3 separate regions of the Homo sapiens genome follow, and regions 1 and 2 are each linked to region 3. The links are chromatin loops, found by intact Hi-C in ENCODE. Cell type or tissue: PC-9. All regions are shown on one strand.

The links. A loop is a pair of places that touch in the nucleus more often than their neighbours do. Peaks named below come from ENCODE experiments on the same cell type or tissue, not always from the same donor. Only the 100,000 strongest peaks of a DNase experiment are listed, where the experiment ranks them.
Region 1: a loop joins it to region 3, with 6 times the contacts of the local background. A loop is called at or near these places in 11 of 110 quality-filtered maps.
Region 2: it touches region 3 in a loop (34-fold over the local background); 5 of 110 quality-filtered maps call a loop at or near these places.

What each region holds. Positions count from the first base shown.
Region 1 is chr5:10,799,380-10,807,379 of GRCh38, reverse strand. No RefSeq gene overlaps it. Among named protein-coding and RNA genes, the nearest start is that of CTD-2154B17.1, 16 kb to the right of the region's middle. In PC-9, no CTCF peak of the experiment used is centred here; no DNase peak of the experiment used is centred here.
Region 2 is chr5:11,716,578-11,724,577 of GRCh38, reverse strand. The region is part of intron 2 of CTNND2 (catenin delta 2); the gene reads left to right. Among named protein-coding and RNA genes, the nearest start is that of CTNND2, 180 kb to the left of the region's middle. In PC-9, a CTCF peak has its summit at 4,467 (motif pointing right); no DNase peak of the experiment used is centred here.
Region 3 is chr5:10,690,494-10,698,493 of GRCh38, reverse strand. All of the region lies in intron 2 of DAP (death associated protein), which reads left to right. Among named protein-coding and RNA genes, the nearest start is that of DAP-DT, 67 kb to the left of the region's middle. RefSeq lists a silencer at 3,147-3,206. In PC-9, CTCF peaks have their summits at 3,063 and 3,263 (motif pointing left); a DNase peak (open chromatin) is centred at 3,213; H3K27ac peaks cover 1,141 bases.

The DNA.
Region 1 (8,000 bases), 110 kb before region 3:
CATTCTAACTAATTAAATTAGCTAACACTATTCTCTAAAGTTATTAATAATTCAGTATTATTCATGTATATTTTATCAATAATTGCCTTCGGTGACAAATATTTGAGAATCTACTGTGTGTGTGTAAGGCAATATACTAGAGATGGTGGAGATTCCAAGCTGAAACAGGCATCATCACAGTTACTCAATCAACAAGCAGTAAGATTCCTGCTGTCCAGCCCACTAATAACTATATTTCATCAGATCTAAGACACGTCCTGTCAACTGTAAGACACGTTCTGATTTCAGATATGGTAGAATGTGAATTATGCTGCAGACATCCCTCCAAGATATTGTGGGTTCAATTCCAGACCACTACAATAAAGTGAATATTGCAATAAATCAGGTTACACAAAAGATTTCATTTCCCAGTGAATATAAAAGTTATAATTATACTGTACTATAGTCTATTAAGTGTATAATAGCATTATGTCTTTTAAAAAATGTACATACCTTTTTTTTTTTTTTTTTGAGATGGAGTCTCGCTCTGTCACCCAGGCTGGAGTACAGTGGCACAATCTCTGCTCACTGCAACCTCCGCCTCCCAGGTTCACGCCATTCTCTTGCCTCAGCCTTCTGAGTAGCTGGGACTACAGGCGCCTGCCACCAGGCCTGGCTAATTTTTTGTATTTTTAGTAGAGACAGGGTTTCAGCGTGTTAGCCAGGATGGTCTCGATCTCCTGACCTTGTGATCCGCCCACCTCGGCCTCCCAAAGTGCTGGGATTACAGGCATGAGCCACTGCACCCAGCCACATGTACCTTAATTTAAAAATACTTTATTGCTAAAAATGCTAATGATCATTTGAGCCTTCAGCAAGTCAAAATCATTTTGCTGGTGGAGGGCTTTGCCTCAATGTTGATGGCTGCTGACTGATCAGGATGGTGGTTTCTGAAGGTTCGGGTGGTTGTGGCAATTTCTGAAAATAAGACAACAATGAAGTTTTCTGCATTGATTGACTCTTCCTTTCATGGAAGACTTCTCTGTAGCATGCAATTTACCCACAGTAGAACTTTCAAAATTGGAGTCAATTGTCTCAAGCTCCTGCTTTATCAACTAAGTTTGTTTAATATTCTAAATACTCTGTTGTCATTTCAACAGCACCTAAGGCATCTTCACCAGGAGTAGATTCCATCTCAAGTGAACACTTTCTTTGCTAATCCATATGAAGCAACTCCACATCCATTCAAGTTTTATCAGGAGATTGCAGCAATTCAATCCCATCTTCAGGCTCCACTTCTAATTCAAGTTCTCTTGCTATTTCCACCATATCTGCAGTTTCTTCCTCCACTGCAGTCTTGAACTCCTCCAAGTCATCCATAAGGGTTGGAATCAACTTCTTCCAAACTCCTAATAATATCGATATTTGGACCACCTCCCATAAATCTCAAATGTCCTTAATGGCATCTGGAAGGTGACTCCTTTCCAGAAACGTTTTCAATTTACTTTGCCCAGATCCAGTAGAATCACTATCCATAGCCAAATAATTTTATGAAATGTATTTCTTAAATAATAATGCTCAAAAGGCAAAGTTACTCCTTGATCCATGGGCTGCAGAATGAATATTGTCTTCACAGGCATGAAAATAACATTAATCTTCTTCTATATCACCATCAGAGCTCTTGGGTGACCAGGTGCATTGTAAATCTGCAGTAATATTTTGAAAGAAATCTTTGTTTCTGAGAAGTAGGTCTCAACAGTGGGCTTAAAATATTCAGTAAATCATTCTGTAAACAGATGTGCTGTCATCCAGGCTTTCTTGTTCCATTTATGAAGCACAGGCAGAATAGGTTTAGCATAACTCTTAAGGGCTCTACAATGTTCCAAATGGTAAATAAACAGTGGCTTCAACCTAGTCACCAGCTGCATTGGCCCCTAACAAAAAAGTCAGCATGTCCTTTGAAGCTTTGAAACCAAGCACTGACTTCTCTCTAGCTGTGAAAGTCCAAGATGGCATCTTCCTCCGATAGAAGGCTATTTCATCTACATTGAAAATCTGTTGTTTAGTGTAACCACCTTCACCAATTGTCTTAGCTAGATCTTCTAGATAGCTTGCTGCAGCTTTTCCATCAGCACGTCCTGCTTCACCTTGCATGTTTATGTTCTGGAGATGGTTTCTTTCCTTAAACCTCATAAGCCAATCTCTGCCACCTTTCAACTTTTGTTCTGCAGCTTCCTCATCTGTCTCAGCCTTCATAGAATTGAGTTAGGGCCTTGCTCTGGATTAGACTTTGGCTTAAGGGAACATTATGGCTGCTTGGATCTTCTATCCATCGTCTATCCAGACCACTCAAACTTTCTCCATATCAGCAATAAGGCTGTTTCATTTTCTTGTCATTCATGTGTTCACTGGAGTAGCACTTTTAATATCCTCCAAGAACTCTTCCTTAGCATTCACAACTTGGCTATTTGGTGCAAGAGGCCCAGTTTTCGGCCTGTCTGAGTTTCTGACATGCCTTCCTCACTAAGCGTAATCATTTCTGGCTTTTGATTGAAAGTGACAGACATGCAACTCTTCCTTTCATTTGAACACTTATAGGCCGGTGTAGAGTTATTAATTGACCTGATTTCAATATTTTTATGTCTTAGGGAATAGGGAGGCTCAAGGAGAGGGAGAGAGATAGGGGAACAGCCAGTCAGTGCAGCAGTCAGAAAACACAAGAGTTATTGATTAAGTTCACTGTCATATGGGTACGGTTTATGGTAACCCAACACAATTACAATAGTAACATCAAAACTCAAGGATGACAGATCGCCATAACAGGTATAATAATAATGAAAAAGCTTGAAATATTGGAAGAATTACCAAAATGTGATACAGAGACACAAGGTGAGCACATGTTGTTGGAAAAAAATGTTACCAAGAGACTTGCTTCATGCCTGGTTACCACCAACCTTCAGTTTGTAAAAAACGCACTATCTGCAAAGCACGGTGAGGTGTAAGACAATAAGTATGCCTGTATTGTTAACACTCCCTGCATTTAGTTCTGCCCGTTCTTACTTCTATCATCACTACACTTCTGCTGAGCCTCACATAGGAAAGAAAGAAGAAATCTGAAAGTGCCTGATGGTTTAGGATAGATGTGGGACTGTTTTCATCAGAAGAAATGTGGTAGTCTAGATTACACATTAAACTCTTCATCCCAAGCCTCAGTATCCTTCTACTACCACAATATACTATATCACCTTCATTTGAATACACACTTCACACACATGCACAATTTAATTTAAATGGGAATTGACAATAAAAATACATTTTTAATGACAAATAAATTGAAAGGATATGAGAATTGAAAACTAAATGTTTATGCTTATATGCGATTTGGCAGATACATAAGTAAATTCAATTGCTACACATGAAAAAGAATGATGCTTTTTTCATAATCAGTGCAAAACTATTTGGTTGGCAGGCTAAGTTCTGCAGCTTCAAGTGTATTTTATTCTAGGTAGAAATCCTCAGTTTTATTTCAAAACTGATATCACTATTGTTTACGATTTTGTAGCTCAGAGGAACTTGTCCAAACAACTTATTTAAAAAAAAAAAAGGGCGGGTGGTGGATTAAGGCCGGGCGCAATGGCTCATGCCTGTAATCCCAGCACTTTGGGAGGCCAAGGTGGGCAGATCACCTGAAGTAGGGAGTTCCAGACCAGCCTGACCAACATGGAGAAACCCCGTCTCTACTAAAAATACAAAAATAGCCAGGCACGGTGGCACGCACCTGTAATCCCAGCTACTCAGGAGGCTGAGGCAGGAGAATCGCTGGAACCTGGGAAGCAGAGGTTGCAGTGAGCCAAGATCATGCCATTGCACTCCAGCCTGGGCAACAAGAGCGAAACTCCATCTCAACAACAACAAAAAATCGAAATTAAAAGTAATCTTTCTTTAAATCATTTCTATCTTTTTTGGTACTTTGGGGATAAAAAAAAGTTCACCATTGCTAAGTAGATTTTTCCATACAAATAAATGAAGAATTTGTAATAACTTCTAAATACTGAATCTTGGAGAAGTTTTAAGGTATAGAAACATGATCAGTAAAAACGAAGAAAAAGTTATAGCTCTCTGAAAGTCATCTTTTTTTGTAAAGTTGTCACAGGAAAGACACTCAAATAGGAATAGATACTCAAATAGGCATTATAGGTCTATATATATATGCCTATTCCTGTGACACTTAAATAGTATCTATTCCTATTTGAGTATCACAGCAAAGATATTCAAATAGGAAAGATACTCGAATAGGCATATATATAAACCCCAGAACCATCAGCCTCCCAAGAGAGGCAGGGTGGATGCTGGGTTTCATAGCACCTGGCATGTAATAAACTCTTAATAAACATATATTAATTGAACGAATGAATGAATAAGTGACTTGCACAGCCATGTAAGAAGAACCTGTGGATAACAGTCATAAGCAAAGGATAACAAGTCCAGGATATAGAATGTTAAGGGTAGCTATACAAAACCACAGCTTAGTCCTAATTATACTCCAATGTTTCTACCAAAGGAAAATAAACAAATGCATATGAAGACAAAAAAACAAAGAGGCTCAAAAGGATGTATTAGCTGAGAACAAACTGGCTAAGATGAAAATCGTTGTGTATTTCTGGTAAGGGTCATGAGAGGGTTTATTCTAATCTGTAGAGCCAGAGAGAGTTTGCATGTTCACACAGAAAAAGGAGGCAAACTCAAGCGGAATATGGATGCGCTTTCTCATGTGGGAATTTTCAGAGCTGCAAAGGCCAGGTATGACTCTGTTGGCCTCCCGTTGGGGATTCTGCAAGACCCAAACAAAGCTCATGTAGGGTACAGGAACTTAGAGGCCTTCATGGCGTACTCCTTGGAGAGTGGGCAGTCCACAGGCAGATGGTGCTAGAGGCAGATCTGAAGCCCATGTGTCCTGAATCCTTATCCAGGGCTGTTGTCCTAAAATGTGTTGCTTGCCTGAGTCTTCTGCAGGAAAACAAAGGGCATGACTGTACGACTCAAGTCCTGAAAATACTTGAAATACTGGCTGAAGGCAAACAGAACAGTCTTTGGATCAAGATTTGACATTTAGCCCTGTCACAGTTCCTCATCAAAATGAGAGGAGCAGATTCTGATACTGAATATTCTTGCCCACTGCAGCAGAAGCTGCCCCCCAGTGAGAGATGGGAGGGAGGAGGGGGGCTGCCTAGGAATCCTTGCTTTGACTAATGCAATGCCACAGCAGCTCAGCGGCTCAGCGGCTGCAGAACTGCTGAGCTGTTTTTACTTTGCCTCAGGTGTCACTGACAACATTGTCGGTTAGGCAGAGATTGCTGAATCTTTATTCCTGGCAATGAGGCAAGAAATAGAAAGTGCACAGCTGGATTTTCTGATCACAGGTTGGGTTTGCGAGGCTTAGGGTTGGGGAGGGAGGGAGTCATCTTTTAATGTGCTAACTGAACAGTCAAGCTGGAAGTCAAAATCTATAAAATCGAAGAGGGAATCCCATATTTTGTCTGCTGCCAGCTCTCAGATGGGGCTGTTCTTTAAAAGAAATAGCAATTTTCTTTTAGGGAATTCTATGAAATAAGCAAGAACCCCCCCAAAAGTGAAAATCATTGGACTTAAATAATTTAAATACAAATCCTGTCTTCTCTTTATAGCTAGTCTATACGTTTCTTGAGAGAAAGGACCTTGTCCACCTTTTTATTCTTTGTAGCACAATTTATGATGCCATGCACACAGCAGGGAATGAATGCATATTTTTGGAATGAATGAAGAAACACAGACCTAACACCATTCTACTCTCCATCAAGCAGAAATGTACAGGCTCAAAAAGGAGGCATAAAATCAATATATAAATTTATAAATGAATAAAAAGTTTGCAACTAATATATTAGAAAGGAAATGCCCCTACTAGATAGCACAAGGACTTTAGAGTAAGAGGACCTGGGTTCAAATCCTGACTCTACTACCTCTCTCTGTGACCTTCGGGAAATTATTTCAATTCTAAAGCCTGAATTACTAACTTTGCAGGGTTGTCATGGTCCTTTAAAAGCATGAGTCCCATCATGTCACTCCTCTGCTCCAACACCTCCCTTCAATGGCTTCCCAGCTCATGCAAAGTAAAAAGCAATGTCCTTGCAAGAACTTAGAAGTTTCCACAGGATCTGTCCACTCCCCACCCTCCTTACCTCTCTGATTTCATCTGTTGTGTCTCTCCCTCCTGAGGACTGTGTCAGCCACAATGGGCACAAGCCAGCACATTTTGTTCACCTCGACTTCACCCTTCTTCCTTTCTCTTGGTCAGCACCCTACTTCTGCTGGGTCACCCATCTGCCACTAGACTTGGGTTGGGTGTGGTTTTCCGGTAGACGACCAGAGGTCCAGAAGGTACAATCTGGCAATGTGAGGAAGTTAATTCCACATAGGGTGGCCTTTCACCAATGCAAAAGAGAAGATGGGAGGGAGCCAGGCTAATAAACCCCTGCCTTTTGTGAATATACCAAGATGCAGTTCCTCCTTGCCATCCTTCCCTAGAACTCTGACAAGCCAAAGAAGATGCAACCTGCTGTGCCTATTGGCAGCTCATGATGCTGCAGCCAACTCAATATACATCACATTGCTTCACATCTCTCTTTTCTTTTTTTTTTTTTTTTTAATGGCGTCTTGCTCTGTCACCCAGGCTGGAGTGCAGTGGCGCGATCTCAGCTCACTGCAACTTCCACCTCCCGGGTTCAAGCGATTCTCCTGCCTGAGTCTCCCAGCCTCACATCTCTTATCTCTCTCCTCTCCTTTCTATATTCTCCAAGTCCAGCCTTGCACCTCCCAAATCCTTGCTTCAACCTCTGCCTCCTAGAAGAGTAGAGCTAGCATTGATCGTATCTTATTGATTTATAATATTTCATCATTTTATGTCTTCTTCCTAGAATGTAAGTTCAATGAGGGCAGAGATTTCATCTATTTTATCCACAGCAGAATGAATACTGCCTGGAACTCAATCAATATTTATAGAATGAATAGATGAGTTTTTAGTACAGTACACAGCATTGTATCTGGCACTTAGGAATTGCCCACTAAATGGAGATTTTCACCATTATTCTTATTATCTACAATCTTTAGGATAAGCTGTACTATGTACTATGTGTTTTACACAAAAATAAGTTTTTCTAGGAACATTATTAAAGACATGTATAGTGTAATGTTTTATAATAGTATTTCAAGACATTTTCTGGATTTGACTTTTTTTTTTTTTTGCTTAATACTAGTTATACTCCAATGTCCTTACCAATGGGAAATAAACACATATGACAAAAAAAATAGAGGAATAAAAGGAATAGAAGATGCAGGCAAAAGAGCAAGGAGGAGCTAAAAGAAGAAGCTAAGAAGGTAGAAAGATGTAGGATCTGTGAGGGAAGAACATTTCTGTATGCTGTGGCAATATATAAAACAAAGGAGTAAAGGACATGGAGAAGGAAGGGCTGTCAGAAAAAGAGTAGAGAGACAAAGACAATTAATAATTCTATATTTTTGCAATGTTGTCTCCAACCTTAAAGCTTTGAGATTGTCATTAGAGTCCTTAAAAAGCTATATTTCCTTTCCTTGAATATATATTTTTCTAGCATGTTGCCAACAAGTTGTGGCAACTGCCTTGACTTCATTCCCATGGTTCACAAGGGACACACTTTCTCAGAGATCCGTGTTTCAAACATTCCCTTGGAGTTTCTAATATAAAAAATTTTTCACTTTATGATTATGTATCTGGAAAATTCAAAAGAATCAAAGGAAAAGATACTATAACACTGAGAGCAGTGTTAGGAAGGGAGCAATTTTTAGAATTAACAAAGAAAAATAAATACTCATCATATATTGTAAACAAAAACCAGTAAGAAGATAGAAGAGACCACCACATTTGTGGTAGCAAAGAAGTGCCCAAAACCTGCATGAAGAAAACCATAAAACACTCACGAGAGAGGCACAAAAGTAGACTTGAACAAATG
Region 2 (8,000 bases), 1.0 Mb before region 3:
GCCCACCACCTCCACAACAGAGGAGAAACCCTCCACCGAAATAGATAAGCTTGGAATCCAGCCCACCTATTAACAAAACAGCCACTTTTATTAAATTATTTTGTTAAATAATACCACACACTTGAGATACTGTTCAGAGACCTGAAATTGCCTAATAGAGACCTCCTGTCAAAAGCCAGAGGCAATTTATTCTTCAAATGAATCATCTAGAGTGTAAATCCTCTCACTTTTGAGAGCTCTGCTCATATTGAAAACAACACCTCATCCCTCCACTGGAATGCCCCCCAAGAACACGGCTTGAATAATGCTGCAGTGATTTGGTGACTCTGTCTTTATGGAGACCCAAGATAAGAAATTACCATACTAGGAGCTTTACTGGTTTGTTTACTGACATTGAAAACCTTTCAATAGTTAACTATAGTCAACTGATCTAATATAAATGAACCGTTTCAGTAATAGACATATTACTCTTACTACTGGTAATAATTAATAACTGCATAACTGTAATACTTTTTTTTTTTTTGAAATGAAGCCTTGCTCTGTCGCCCAGGCTGGAGTGCAGTGGTGTGATCTCAGCTCGCTGCAAGGTCCGCCTCCCGGGTTCACACCATTCTTCTGCCACAGCTCCCGAGCAGCTGGGACTACAGGTGCCCGCCACTACGCCCGGCTAATTTTTTGTATCTTTAGTAGAGACAGGGTTTCACTGTGCTAGCCAGGAATGTCTCGATCTCCTGACCTTGTAATCTGCCCACCTCGGCCTCCCAAACTGCTGGAATTACAGACATGAGCCACCACGCCCGGCCCAATAACTGTAATATTTTTCTAACTCTCACCTAAGCTTATTGGATGGGGATGTGGCCTTGTCTCCCCTCCTTACTGTTGGGTCACCAGCTCTTGGAGCAGTGCCAGCCATGGAGGAGGTGTTTAGTATATTTGTATTGAGAGTATGACTTAGGAATGAACTTACTGTCTTTTTCCATTTTATTTTAGCACAAAAGTAAATGCGTTGCTTAATTGTGGTAAAAGTCCTTAGTCACTTTTATGGTGCAGGGGTCTCATTTCCAGTGTTACATTGATCATATGCTTTTTCCCTTACTTTAATGGTTGTATTGGGTCTAGATCTTCCATTTGGGCTGCCTGCATATCGCTTCAGAATGTGCCCATTGACTGATGAATCCTAGGCCCCCAAATTGCAATTTTTTCTATAAACAACCTCAATCAAAACTCATTTAATCAGGTGGAATGAGATATTTTCAGTTTAATATGAGGCTTATTTACTCAACTATATCCTTCATTAATAAAATGTGTCTTTGTCTTTTTTTTTGAAACTAGACTGTGTACCTTGTTTTAGTTAAGAGGAAAAAAAACCTACCATATTAGTACATGAATCAGCAACTTTACACATAAAAAACATAAAAATACACTTAATTATTTTTGTTTGTATACAATTATGCCAAGTTTATCATATTTGTTGAAAATCTTCAGTGATTTTTAACTGCTGTTTGAAAGCATGCTGTTCCCCAGAGTCTCAGAAAAATCCAATTATTTGTTTTAGTGCTTATTTTGTATGCTTTTTGTGTTTGGGAGATTTTTCACATATTTGTGCTTGATGAAACTCTTGATGTTGTCATATTAAAATGTTTTAATCATTACAGATTTTGAAGTAATTTTTTGTGTTTACTATTTATTTTTATGTTTAATGGTGGCATGTCATATGTGTTTGATATGGTTTGGCTGTGTCCTCACCGAAATGTCATCTCAAATTGTAGTTCCCATAATCCCCATGTGTCATGGGAGGGACCTGGTAGGAGGTAATTGAGTCATGGGGGCAATTACCCTCCTGCTGTTGTTGTGATAGTGAGTGAGTTCTCACAAGATTTGATGGTTTTATAAGGGGCTTTCCGCCCCCACCTTTGGTCATTCTTCTCCTTCCTACCACCATGTGAAGAAGGACATGTTTGCTTCCCCTTCTACCATGATTGTAAGTTTTCTGAGGCCTCCCAGGCCCTGTGGAACTGGGAGTCAGTTAAACCTCTTTCGTTTATAAATTACCTAGTCTCAGGTATTTCTTCATAGCAGCATGAGAATGGACTTATACAGTGTTGTATATGAGTAGTTCTTTTATTGTTGGCACTTTTTTATTTTAGCACATTTCCTTTTGAGCACATTTGTGTAGATGGTTCCAAGAGAGACAAAAAGCATACTTACCTGCAACTGTGTAACCATTAATTTCAGTCTTCTCTTCAGTTTACGGGAAATAGAATCTTCATAGAAGAAAATGCTGGGAGGATTTGTGTTGAAAAATTTAAGTACTGTTATAGCAAATTCTTCATTCTTGTCCCTGGCTCATGTGAGGGTTTACTTTTCAGCATCTTCTTAGGAGAAAACTCTGTGAAAATGGTGTCTTAAAGCAGTCTATTATTGAAAGCTACCTCACTAAAATGTAAAATATGAATATATTTTTCATCAACACAGGAAGTGAGTAAATAGGTGGTTTTGTTAGAAATGTGGACCACAAATAAAGATTGCAGGAAGGCGAAGTAAACAGGGGAATTGTGACAATAAACTTAGCCTAAAACTCACTATGGTAAGTTGTCTTGTTTCAGAGTGCTAGATCACAATTTCCTATGTCTCCCATCCTTCTTGTGATGAGAATCTGATCCTCTCCCGTTGATAGACGAGCTCCATATTTCCTCTTCTTCATTCCAGTTAGGCTTAGGACTATGGTGGAAGGGAATGCATGTGACCAGGGCTACAGGGAAGTAGACCTCCTGCCTAGTTCTTCTGAGATGCTCATTCTTAGAAACCAGTCACCATGAGGTGAACATGCTCAAGACACTTGTAAAGAGGCCATGTGGACAGGCACGCAGTCTCCAGGCATGCAGCACCATCTGAACTCCTGGCTGATGCCAGCACTGACTTAGCAACCTTTCCAGTGAGCCATCAGCAGTGGAGCCCCGAGCCCCAGCTAATGCTGTGTGAAGCAGAGGCCATCTGTCCTCATTGATATTTGGAGATAGAGGACCAAAGCAGATGGTGGTTGTAATTTCAAGTCAGTAAATCTTGAGGTGGTTTGTTACACAGCAGTAGATAACCAATTCACTCATTTTTTCCATGTTTATAAAAAATCAGTCATGTTAGACCATTTTCTCTACTTCTAAGTCTTACGATTCTATGTAGCCTGGGGTGAATTTAAAAAAAAACAGCTTATTGAGATTTACTCACATACCATACTGTTCCCTTTTTTATGTGGTTTTGGTATAGTCACAGTCACTCCAGGAAACCACTATTATACTTTCTGCTTCTGCAGATTTTCTTATTCTGATTGTTTTATGTAAATGGAATTATAAATATATGGTCTTTTCTAAAGGGCTTATATTGCTTATCATAATGTTTCAAGTTTCATTCATGTTGTGGCATGCATCGGGATTTCATTACTTTTTACTGCCAAATAATATTCCACTGTATGGATACACCTCATTTCATTTATGCAGTCATTCATTGATGGCCATTTGGGTTGTGTTCACTTGTTGTCTATTGGGAATAGTGTTGCTGTGAATATTTGTGTACAAGTTTGTGTGGACATATGTTTTTATTTCCCTTGGGTAATAAAAACCTAAGAGTGGAAATGCTGGGTCACATGACAACACTAGGTTAACATTCTGAAGAACCGCCAGGCTGTTTCTGTATTTTATGAGGATTACAATATCTTCACATCCTTGCCAACACTTGATGTTTTCTGACTTTTTTGACTATAGGCAGAATAGTGAGCTGAGGTAACACTGAAATGAACTGCTAGACCAGAGCCTAAGAACATCAAAAAAATTCCATGGCAGACCAACAACACATTTTAAAATATGTAAATATTATATTTAAAAATATTAGCAATATATTTAGTCAGTAGACAAAATAAGCTCCCAAACATGAGTCGCGGCAGCATACCCACACCTGTGAAGAATATAGAAACCAAGTTACATATGTTGCAGGTGGGAAAATCAATGATGCTTGGCTTGCAAATTGTGGGTGGTCGGGTGAGACAGGAAGGGGGGCTGTAGGAGCTGTCTTCAAATATGGTTATGCAAAAGAAGAACCAAACTTTTGTTCAATAACTGTTGTACAACTGAGAAGAGCTTAGGATAAAGCGTCAAAATTTAGGAGAGGCAGGTCTCTGTCTTGTGCCAGATATGAATCTCAGTTACAAACTTGAGGAACTTTAAGCCTGAAAGGAATAACTCAAAGACTTAAGTAGCCCCCCATATATTTGGAAGGAACAAATAGGTTTGGGGTTTACATTGCTAGTGACAATGGCAAGTTTCACTGCAGATCTGCCTCTGGGATGTGTTCATAAGGTAGACTTTTTTTTAATGGAAAAAATGGTCTCAAAGATGCCAGCAAATGACAAATTTAGGGAAGTACTCTCAAGTACGGCCAGTTGCTGCTGTCTCTTTGGGAAATTCACTGACAAACAGTAATCAATGACAGACCTTTTGACCAGTGGGTGGCAGCACAGAGATGTACCATCGCTTGTCAGTAAATGTGCTGAGATGCAATTCTTTTTAGCCTGGGGTGTGGCTGGGTAAGCTCTTTGCACTGGCTTCGTCCATTGCCTTGCACAGCATGCTCAAAATATATTATCCTTTTCTAACTACCATATGAAACATAGGATACTAGGGTACGAAAAAAGTTGGAAAGGATCTGTGGTGTGTGTGTGTGTGTGTGTGTGTGTGTGTGTGTGTGTGTGTGTATATGTCAGAGCTACCCACAAATTCAAAGAGAGAAGTAGCGAAGTCCTAGATGTTAGAATTAAGCAAGGAGAATCTGAATGAATATCTGTGAGGGACTTAAATTAGAGTGAAGATTTAACTAAATGAACTAAGGTCTTCTCCAAATCATAGATGTTGTTAAACTCTGACATATAACTTGTTAGCTAGTAAAATCTACTTATTAGTATTTCATCGCTAAGGATAAATATTGCATATTATTTTTTAATCTTGACAACATTTAAATATAGTTTTGTTGTTGTTGTTCCTGCTAAGAATCTTTCCTCTGTGGTCTGAGATATCCATACTTTGTAAATATGTAGTATCTATAACAACAGACAATTTATTATGTAGCGTTAGGAACCATTGTCTCCACCACAAGTCTAGGTAAGGACTTGAGGTGGGACATCTGATTATCTTTGTTAATTAGGGGGAAAGTCACTCAGTACTACTGGGCTGTAATCTATTTTAAGGATAAGGTAATTTTCATGGCTTCTGCCATGACACAGAGTAAGCTACGTGACACTCGCTTCTGAAGGAGAAGTATGCCATCTTGTTTTAAGGACTGATTCATAAGTGGCCATAGAGTGTGGGCTAATATTCTGCATGATGGAAAAAGTGATACATTTGGAATCAGTAGACTTACTTCAGATTCCTCCAGCATTTTCTTACTGAACGGCCTTGGTTATGTAACATTTCTGAAACTGATTTTAATTATCTGATAAAATGAAGACAGTTAGCTCTCAGTGTTGTAATGGAATGTATGCATATAATAACACACATTTTACAAACACATATTAGTTTATTAGGATGCCCATGGAAATCTGTGCTCCTCAGTTGATATCAGCTTGATGAATTACTCTTTGCCATCTCTCTTAGACAATTAAGCAGTAAAGACTATGCAGTCTCAAGCTGGGGATTAAATCAGGAAATCCAATGGTGAATCTGGAGTTTCTTTAGTCACTAAGGAAATATGGAGAGAGGAGAGGATATTTGGTAGAGAAAAAATAATAATAAATGAGCTTTCAGAATTTAACTTATTGACAGATTATTACATGAGATGGTCTATAAATCCGCTGGAGAGAGAGTGCAGGAGGCGTTTCAAAGCTCCTTGATAACACTTCAACATGTTACATTTCAGTGTTCTGGGAGAAGATGTAGATTTTTTCTCTCTTACTTTTCTTATTTTTTTTTTTGTAAAAAAAGAAAATGTGTTAGAACTCTTGATAATCAGGTCATTTTTGTTGCTGTGACTTAAAACCCTCTGGATCACAAGTGTGTTTGCAAGTCCCAGCACCTGCCAATGTCTGATATCAAGAGGCTTTGGGGAAATCAAGGAGAACAAGTTGTGTTGCTCATCTCAGTCAGCACATAGAATAGTTATTGTCCGTGAATGGAGAAGGAGATATTTCCTACAGAAGCGGGAGCTCAGAGCCACAGATGACCAGTAGAACATGAAGTTCTGGGGTTTCCAGAAATCTTGGGTCAATTGAAATTCTCACAAAAGGTGGGATAGGAGACTCTAGATAGTCCTCATTAAATCTTAAGAACATTAGCCACTATTTGAATTATGCTGTGCAAAGTGTCCTTGTGCCCCTTTGAGACATCTTCCTTCTTTTGGATTCAATGGAAAGGGCCTGTCGTAGTGCCTGGAATATGGAAGCTGCTCTTTGCATAGTAGCTACAAATACGAATATTGAAATTATTTTATTAATTGATCATGAGTAACAATAGTAATAAATTTCACACTTAACCACTGAGATTGAATTGAATGTGCGAAATTCATTTCAAGAGTCCTGATGTTTTATTGCCATTGGACTATTTTATGGAAGTCAATAAAGCTATTTTATTTAAATTGTTGGAATATATTTAAGAAGGTGTTGATAGCATTAATGGTGAGTGATATGGTTTGGCTGTGTCCCCACCCAAATCTCACCTTGAATTGTAATAATCCCCAGATGTCAAGAGTGGGGCCAGGTGGAGATAACTGAATCATGGGGGCAGTTTCCCCCATACTGTTCCCATGGTAGTAAATAAGTCTCATGAGATCTGATGGCTTTAAAAATGGGAATTCCCCTGCACAATCTCTCTTTCGCCTGCCCCCATGTAAGACGTGACTTTCCTTCTCCTTTGCCTTCTGCCATGATTGTGAGGCCTCCTTAGCCATGCTGAATTGTGAGTCCATTAAACCTCTTTCCTTTATAAATTACCCAGTCTTAGGCACATCTTTTTTTTTTTTTTTTCACAGTCTCTTGCTCTGTCTCCCAGGCTGGAGTGCAGTGGCGTGATCTCAGCTCACTGCAACCTCTGCCCCCAGGGTTCTAGCAATTCTCCCACCTCAGCCTCCCAAGTAGCTGGGATTACAGGTGCCTGCCACCATGCCCGGCTAATTTTTTTTGTATTTGCAGTAGAAATGGGGCTTCACCATGTTGGCCAGGCTGGTCTCCAAGTCTTGACTTCAGGTGATCCACCTGCCTCAGCCTCCCAAAGTGCTGGGATTACAGGTGTAAGCCACTGTGCCCTGCCAGGTACGTCTTTATTAGCAGCGTGAGAACAAACTAATACAGTGAGTAAGGTGAAACTCATTTTCTGTCTTTTCAAAAAATCACTATTTCATAACAAAATTTCTAGTATCAAGACTAGTACTTTTGGCCGGGCATGGTGGCTCATGCTGGTAATCCCAGCACTTTGGGAGGCTGAGGTGGGTGGATCACCTGAGGTCAGGAGTTTGAGACCAGCCTGGCCAACATGGCGAAACCCCGTCTTTACTAAAAATACAACAATTAGCTGGGCATTGTGGTGCACACCTGCAGTCTCAGCTACTCGGGAGGCTGAGGCAGGAGAATCCCTTGAACCCGGGAGGCGGAGGTTGCAGTGAGCTGAGACTGTGCCACTACACTCCAGCCTGGTGGCAAAGTGAGACTCCATCTCAAAATACAAAAATACAAACAAAAAACACAAAACTTAGCTGGGCATGATGATGGACACCTGTAATCCCAGCTACTTGGGAGGCTGAGGTAGGAGCATTGCTTGAACATAGGTGGAGGAGGTTGTGGTAAGCTGAGATTGCGCCACTGCACTCCAGCCTCGGTGACAGAGCAAGACTCCGTCTCATAAATAAATAAATAAATAAATAAATAAACAAATAAGTAAATAAAAAGACTAGTACTTTCCAATTTCTTAACTGATGGGATTCAATTTTAGGTTAAATGAATGAATGATTAAATAAATAACAACTGT
Region 3 (8,000 bases):
GGTCTATACCACAGCCTGCCCTGCTGCGCTCCCATTGTATTCTAATACTCGGCGGTGTTTGCTATAAACGTGGGTGAAGGTAGGGTTGTTGGGTTGAACGTAAGTTATCCCAACTCACTAGCTGGTTTTGGAAAGTAAGCAGAATTGGTTGTGAGTTTAGTTTTCTGTCTACTTGACCTTGCTCTCTTTTTTTTTTTTTTTTTTTTTTTTTGCTAAGTCTGGAAAAGGCCCAAGTGCTTGGTATGATCTGAGGAAGGGCCTTAGGAGGGTCCCCAGAGCTAGCATTTCCAGTCAGGTAGCAGTTGAATTTGCAGATCCAGAGACCACTGAGGACACTTACTGCATCAGCCTGGCTGGCTGGTGAGTAGCTGTGCTCTCAGCTCACCAACTCCCTCCCTTGCTGTGTGTGGGAAAGGTGGACTAAGGACATAATTCCTGGTGAATTCAGGAATTCAGAAAGCCCTTGTCCATCATGCAGTGTCCCTGACCTGAGTCCACACTGTGCGTGGTTCTCACAGGCCAGGCTTTGATTCTTGCTAGATGCGTAGCTCTGTGACTTTCCAGCCAGACACCTGGCTGGAAAGTATCCTCAGTGCAAGTTAACTCTGGCATCTCTCTAATTCTGTTGCTGGGTTCGACACAAAAACATCCTAGTGACAGCTGGTCCCATTTAAGGTCAGCCACCTGTGCTTCCGGAGATGGAAGTAGACTCAGACCAGATGAGTTTTTTGGTGTCTGTATTGGATTAATGTGTACTTCTTTCTAATAGGAATTCCAATGACAGTTGTCTTGTTGGATTTTTTTCTACCTACATGATCATTTTCCTTTTTAGAGCCACCATAGTTTTATCCTATTTAAAATACTTTGTACTTTGAACCATGGACACCCACCTCCCAAAAATTAAACCATTTATAACATGACCCTTGAGCCTGAAGATTGCATTTCAAAATATAGACAATAAATAGAGTGATTTTTAAAGCACCTGTCTAATCAGCATTAAGCAGTCACCAGCACCTCCCCATAATTGAAATTCCAAAGAGTGACTCTAAAGCGTGGACGTGTTCAGAATCAAAGATGGAACGGTTTTTAGGGTAAATGTTACATACTGAAATCAAGCAACATGTAAAGTTTTTAATACATAGATGATCGTTATACAGACTAATAATCATACCAATTGTCCTCAGGCCCTGCTGGACAGCCGCGCATCTGTCTTGTAACGAGCTAACCATGTAATAAAGCACGGTGAGCAGGCACTTCCTAGGGCAGTGCCAGGAGCCTTTCTGAATACTGCAAAGGACTATGTCCAATGCCTGATCTAGCGTCTTTAGAGATGGCCCACCTACAGCCAAGGTCTCCCAACAATGTAGCTTTAGAGCTAAGCCTAGGCGGGCTTCCCCCCAGTATGTTCCACATTGCCATGTAGTTAAACATGCACCCTTTTTTTTAAGTTTGCCCCTTGCCCTTAATGATAACCTACATTCTTCCTAAAAGTTACCTTCTCTGGAACATTTCATTAAGGAAAGGAAGCAGTCATTTTTGCTGCTTTATACTGTTTGAATTGTTCAGGCTGCTGGCAGTGGAGGTGGACAGGGATTCCCACTCTTTGGTGCTGGGGGAACCTTTTCTCATAGTAATGCCCTGAAACCCTGCGCCATGGCACAGCGCAATGCTTAGAACAAAGGAGTGAGGAAACTCAAGGTGGGCCCGCTGGCATTCTTCAAAGAAGCCCTGAGAAACTCTGAAATTCCCCAGTCTTGAAAGAAATGAGAGAGAGAGAAAGGAAGTGTTATGCTTTAGAAGACAAAAAGCAATTTCTAGACTGTCTTTACATAGGAAACTAATTCATTACTTATTGCCACTAAACATGAGCTTGTCAGTGGAGGCCTATTCCAAGCACAGTGAATACATTATTTTCTTTAAACTCCCTATTCTACAAAGTAGGAATCATTCCCATCTTACAGATGGACACTGAGGCTTTGAGAGGCTGCTCATCTGAACTGAGATTCAACCCCAGAACCATCTATTTCCTAAGCCCAAGCCCTCAAACGTGCCATGACACTGCTTTTGTCTGTGGTTCTGAATCGCCTATGACTCCTGTGGAGATGGCAGCAGAATGTCTGGGATTTCTACACCAGGCTGAAGCCTCCCCCCCGCCACACCCCCTATTCCCTGGCTCACTTTCAGGAAGTGGTGCCTGGGCTGTGCCCCTCAGATGTGGTCGCTTCTGTATATGTGATGAATTTTGAGACTCTCAGTGGCCCAGGACCATCACTACGTATTAAATCCATAAGATGTGAGAAGGGTAATTAACACTTCCTGTTGTTATTTCCCCTTCTTTGCATCCAGGGAAAGGGGTACAATAGGGAAGAGCAGGAGGAGGGGGAGGGAAGATCCACACGCCAGAAACTGAAGTGGTCTGGAATGGGAAGAGTGCTGGGCACACAGGAGCTTTCTGGAGCTGTGTCTAGAGGGAAAATGAAGGTTCCCTCCTGTTTAAACCAGACTCCCAGTCTGTGGCTTTCACACTACATGCAGAGTGTGGAACACGTCATCTACTGATGAGCCCTATTCACCCAACACACTCAGAACTTGGGGGTTTAGCCTTTCCTAACTAAAAAAAAAAAAAAATCTCTGTGAAGTTTTGACATCTGGATCAACAATTAGCCAAATATCTGTGGGTGGAATGCTACCTGGAGAGAAATATTTCAGAACCCCCAAATGAGAGCATCCTTCCCACACAGACCCAGACCTGGCCCAGACCCAGAAGAACAGGTTGAGATGAAGTTTTGTCCTGAAATCACAGTGTCCTGGAAGCAGTAGTTCTGAGGAAGGGGCAGATTGCCGTCCCAGCCTCTTCACTGAAGGATTTGAAGGCTGATTCCAGTTGTATGAAAACAGCATCTCACTGCAAAGAAGGTGCTGTTAGACCAATGTGAACATGAGCTCAAGCATTCTCACCTAGAAAAGCACCTCTGGTTGTGCCCTTTTGAAAAATGTTATAAATTTCTTATGCCAAATTTAGAAGGAATTAGGTTCCAGATTATTTTCTCTCGGGTTTAGAATTGTGTTTACGACACTGAAGTTGAGTTTTATATGCCTTTGGTCAGACTCGTGACAATTAGCCACTCCTGGGGAGAAGGGGCACCCTCGTGCCCAGGTGCCAGCAGCCCTCGCCCGCAGTGCCTGGCCGGCTTCCATTTCTCCTTGAGGTGGCTGAGCTGGCCGGAGCGTTCGCGGGCTGAGAGGACCAGCAGTGCCATCTTGTGGAAATGTTGTCAGTGCTGAAGCCAGGCTGAAGGAGGGAGACAGCCTCGACTGTCACACTCTGAAGAATGATGTTATCCAGAAATGTCTGGGTGCAATCGAGTGAGACGTTTCCCTCTGCTCACCAGCCATGCTAATTATTATTTTGCTGTCCAGAAAATTAATAGCCCAAATAAATTAAGACCAAGCCAAGAAGGTATTTCAAGAACTAAAAATGGCAGGAACGGATTTGTTTTCCATCGACTTACTGGGAAATGTTTAAAAAGTCACCCCAGCTGGGAATATATTTTCTGTAAACTCTGGAAGCACAAAGCTATGGATTCTGAGCAGAGTCAAAACAAGAGTTTTGGAATTTGCTTCTAGGCTGCCCTGCAGGCTCTGTGCTTTCCTGAGGAGACTGCTTTTCCCGGTCAATGAGCGCATGTGCTGGGCCACAACCTATGTCACCCCCTTCATCAGTGCATGAGAAGAGCCCCCAGCCCCATTCACTTTGTATGGGCAGAAGCTGATCGAGGGTACCCTGTCCTCCCACTGCAGTGCTCTAGTGTCGTGTCCTCTCTGTTACACAAGTGCTAAGCACACACTGTGACTACCTTTCATCAGCACACAGTGGGTGAGGCCCAAGGGCCTCTTCTTCTGCACTGACAGAGGGTTTGATTTGAGGTGCGGCCCAGTTCTCAAGGTCATTACCCTGGAAAAGCAGTCTCTTTGCCCACCCTCCTCAGGAAAGCACAGAGCCCGCCAGGCAGCCTAGAAGCAAATTTGGAAACTGTGTTTCGACCCTGTTTAGAATCTGTTGCTTTCTGCTGTGTGTATGTGCGTGTGTGTGTGTGTGTGTGTGTATGCACATATATAGAGTCACCTAAGAAGGTAGGGTCTGTTGCTGTCCAGTTTTATAGACAAGGAAACTAAGCCTCAGAAAAGTCAACCACCAGCTCACCAGCTTGTCCCTGGCAGAGTCAGGATTTGAACCCGGATCATCCAACACTCTAGCCCACACTCATGGTGTCCATTTGCCACGGTCCCTCCTTTGCGTGGTTCTGAATCGTCTCTGGCCCTGTCGGCTGCCTCGAATCTGTTAAATGGTTTGAAGCCTCCCCTGCATTTTGTTCCCGAGACTGAGGAACAGAGTCGTCTGAGATGGTGGAGATCTCAGACGACCCGACTGAAGAGCACAGCCCTTGCGCTTCCTCCCGGGCTCCACCCCCAGGACCCCAAGCAAGGTTCCAGCCTCTCTGAGGCACCATTTCTTCCTCCGTAAAATAGAACATCACCTGCCGAAGGAACTCAGATGAGCTAATGATTTATGTGGAAGTGCTTTGTATGCTAGTTAAATGCTAGAGACATAAGTGATCATTTTTCAGGAAAAAAAATCCACTATCAAGTCAGAAAGTAAATCTTTAGGTAGATTTGAATATATTGTACTGTCTGGTTGAATAAAGGACCCTCAGGTTACATTTAGATTGCTTACCTTAAAACTCTGCATCTCTAAATCATATACAGAAGACAAGCTAAAACTCTGCTTTAAAATGAGGGGACTGGGCTTGGAGCCAAGATTACATGCACTATACAGCCCTCGTTCCAAGTCTGGTTCCCAGCACTTATTACTGTGCAACCCTTGGGCAAATGACTGGTCCTTTCTGATTTACCATTCCAATCTGTGAAATGGACAGTTCCTGCCTCACAGGACCAAGAGAGTTAGATACAGCACTTCTAAGGGGAGCGCCTAACTCAGCACCTGGTCCATAGTACATAGTGGTGATTGATAAACAGTAGCTTTTATCAACCTGAGATCATTTCTATCCTTTAGGGAAAATAGAGCACCAGTGGCTTATTAAAGGCCATGTGTCCCTGCCTTCTGTGTACATGCTTCCTGCTGATAGAGTACATTTACATGAAAAGGAGACAGCATTTGCAGAGGATAACTTGAGTAGACTTCCATGAACCCAGGTCAAAACTAACATGAAAATGATTCTGTTACGTACAACTCTCCAGTAATGCCTTTGCTGCCATTTTGATTACTTTCAGTGGGATCAGAGATTTGACCAGATTCCCAGTTTCACTACTACTACGCACGTGTGTGTGTGTGTGTGTGTGTGTGTGTGCGTGTGCATGTTTCTCCCCATCCCAGAATTCACCTTCGTGGTAACTAAGCTGACCCTAATCCCTACCAGGATGCTTGGGAAGGAAGAGGCTGACCAGTCAGATGCACATCGGACCCTCCCTGTTGCACAGAATCCTATTTTGGGGTGAAGAAGGGCACTGCATTTTTCTAAGAGTGCAGAAGCTCTCCAGGGTTAAGGGAAGAAGGGTAAGGACCCCACAAAACTAGCTGTGGTGAGCCAGGCTGGAGCAGGGCAGCAGATACAAATTACTTTGTTCACAAGTTGCCTGTCAGTAGCAGTCCTATTTGAAGATTACTAGCAATCGGTCCTTTTGGGGAGCCCGGATTCATTTCCTGGCTGACCTGCTCTCTGTAGCCCAGGGGAAAGTATTATTGCAATATCGGTGTCCTGTGGGGACTGAGTAGGTACATGTGGGGTGTCGCGTACAGTTCTAGGCAAAACTCTAGAAACCGCACTGGAATGCAGTTGGGAGAATAGCTGAGAGAGTGAAGGAATTTGAAATCATGCCTTTGAGTCTGGGAAAGGGATGTTCTGGGGGCTTGTGGTAGCCTTCTTCAAATACCAAAGGACTGTCCTGTGGAAGAGCGTTAGACTTGGGATGGGCGCTGGACTAAGTGCAGGGAGACAGAATCCGGCCCACCTGGGAGACATCCAGGCGGCCCCCACTGAAGGCCCTTAAGCTCTCAACTGCGAAAGGATGAAGGTATAGATTGCAGCAGCCGTCTGCCTGGTAGGGAACCTCCTGTCCAGCTCTAACTCACAAGAGTGCATCGCTTTACACCTCTCAGAACTGGGGCAGAAACCAGGCTGTCAGAGCACCACGATGATGAGGGAGGGTGTAAAGCCTTAGAACACAAAAGAATGTTAAAAGTCTTCTCAATTTTTATATGAGTTACATGTTGGGGTAGCAGTAACTTGAATATATTGAGTTAAATAGTTGCTGTTTGGGAGTTTAGGGAAGTTTTAAAACTATGAATTTGGGTTTCTCAGCCCTTTCCACATTCCTTTAAAGATGAGACCATCAAACTCAGTCTTGATGATATCTGCATTCCACAGGGTTACTCAGTCACTGAGCGTTTCTGGCATTTTATCCTGTCTGTCTGCAGTTTCCACAGAATGCCAATAAGGTATAAATCTTCATTAAGAAAATTTAGAAAATAAGTAATAGCAAACTTTTGTTAAGGACAAAGGGTCCTTTTAAGAGTTTGATGTGGTCCTTGCCAGATGGACAATAGAGACCCACGTGCACGGACATCAGGTGGCTGCTTAGTCTGGGTGTGAAAAAGCTGCAGTTTCTGCTAGTGTATAGGAAGTGTTATCTGGATTCTAATCCTGGCTAATTCTGCCTGGCTTGCAGTTCTTTTCAATTTAAATAAGTGTAGTTTTTAAAGTCTGGAAAGGCCTGAGGATATGGGGCGGGCAGGGTTGATAGTTTTCACTCTCTGTTTCCTGAGAGAAAATAATGTTGCATCTTCAAAACAGCATCTGTCAGAATGATTTTCATCAGATTAAATAAATCCTCAAAGCAGCTATCATACTTCTTAGACTTGAGAAATGTAGGTTATACTTTGCATGGAAGCCTAATGGCATTTAAAATAGGTGTGTTTTGCATGTACAGCCTTACACCCAGACCTTTGACTGGGGTTTCTCGCTTGTGAGATTTTGTTCAAGCTACCACATCTCAAAGAGTTTAGTAACTGTTTTTACTTTATAAACGTCATAAATAATTATTTGCCAATTTAAGTTGCTGTTAATTATAGTTGGAAAAAAGGATTGGGCTCTGAAGCCTTTGGGCCAAACTTGATGAAAACCTTCAACACAACATACGCTCTGTCACGGGACAAGTTACATGAAAATACATATCGCTGTTAGACATTTTGGAAGAGGCCTGCCTTTTGCCATCTTTTCATGGGCAGCTGCCATATGTCCTTACAGCCAATTATGGCCTTTTCAGTTTTAGAGAAGAATTTTGGGGGCGACTTTTGGTTCATAAAGACCTTTAATGAATGATCAATACAGATTGATATTTATTATTCTGTGGCAGGGAAGCTTATTCTTAAAATTAGTTGCTAAATCTAAACCACAGTACGATACTTCCTCACACCCATTAGAATAGAGCCTTTATCCAAAAAAACAGAATAAAACAAAACAGAAAACAACGAGCGTTGGCAGGGATATGGGGAAATAGGAACCCATGTGCGTTGCTGGTGGGAATCTAAAATGGAACAGCCGCTGTGGAAAACAGGTTGGTGATTCCTCAGAAAGTTAAACACAGAATTACCATATAACCCAGCAATTCCACTTCTGAGTTACACACAAAATAATTGAAAGTAGAAACTCGAGCACATATTTATACACCCACGTCCATAGCTGCACCATTCGCAGCAGTCCAGGTGTCCATCAGCAGATGAATGGATAAGCAGAATGTGGTCTGTCTGTACAGTGGAATGTTATTCAGCCTCAAAAAAGAATTCCCACACATTCTGCAACATAAATGAACCTTGACAATATTATGCTAGATGGAATAAGCCAGACACAAAAAGACAAGTACTGTATGATTCCACTTACATGAGATCCCTAGGGCAGTTAAACTCACGGTGATGGCCAGGG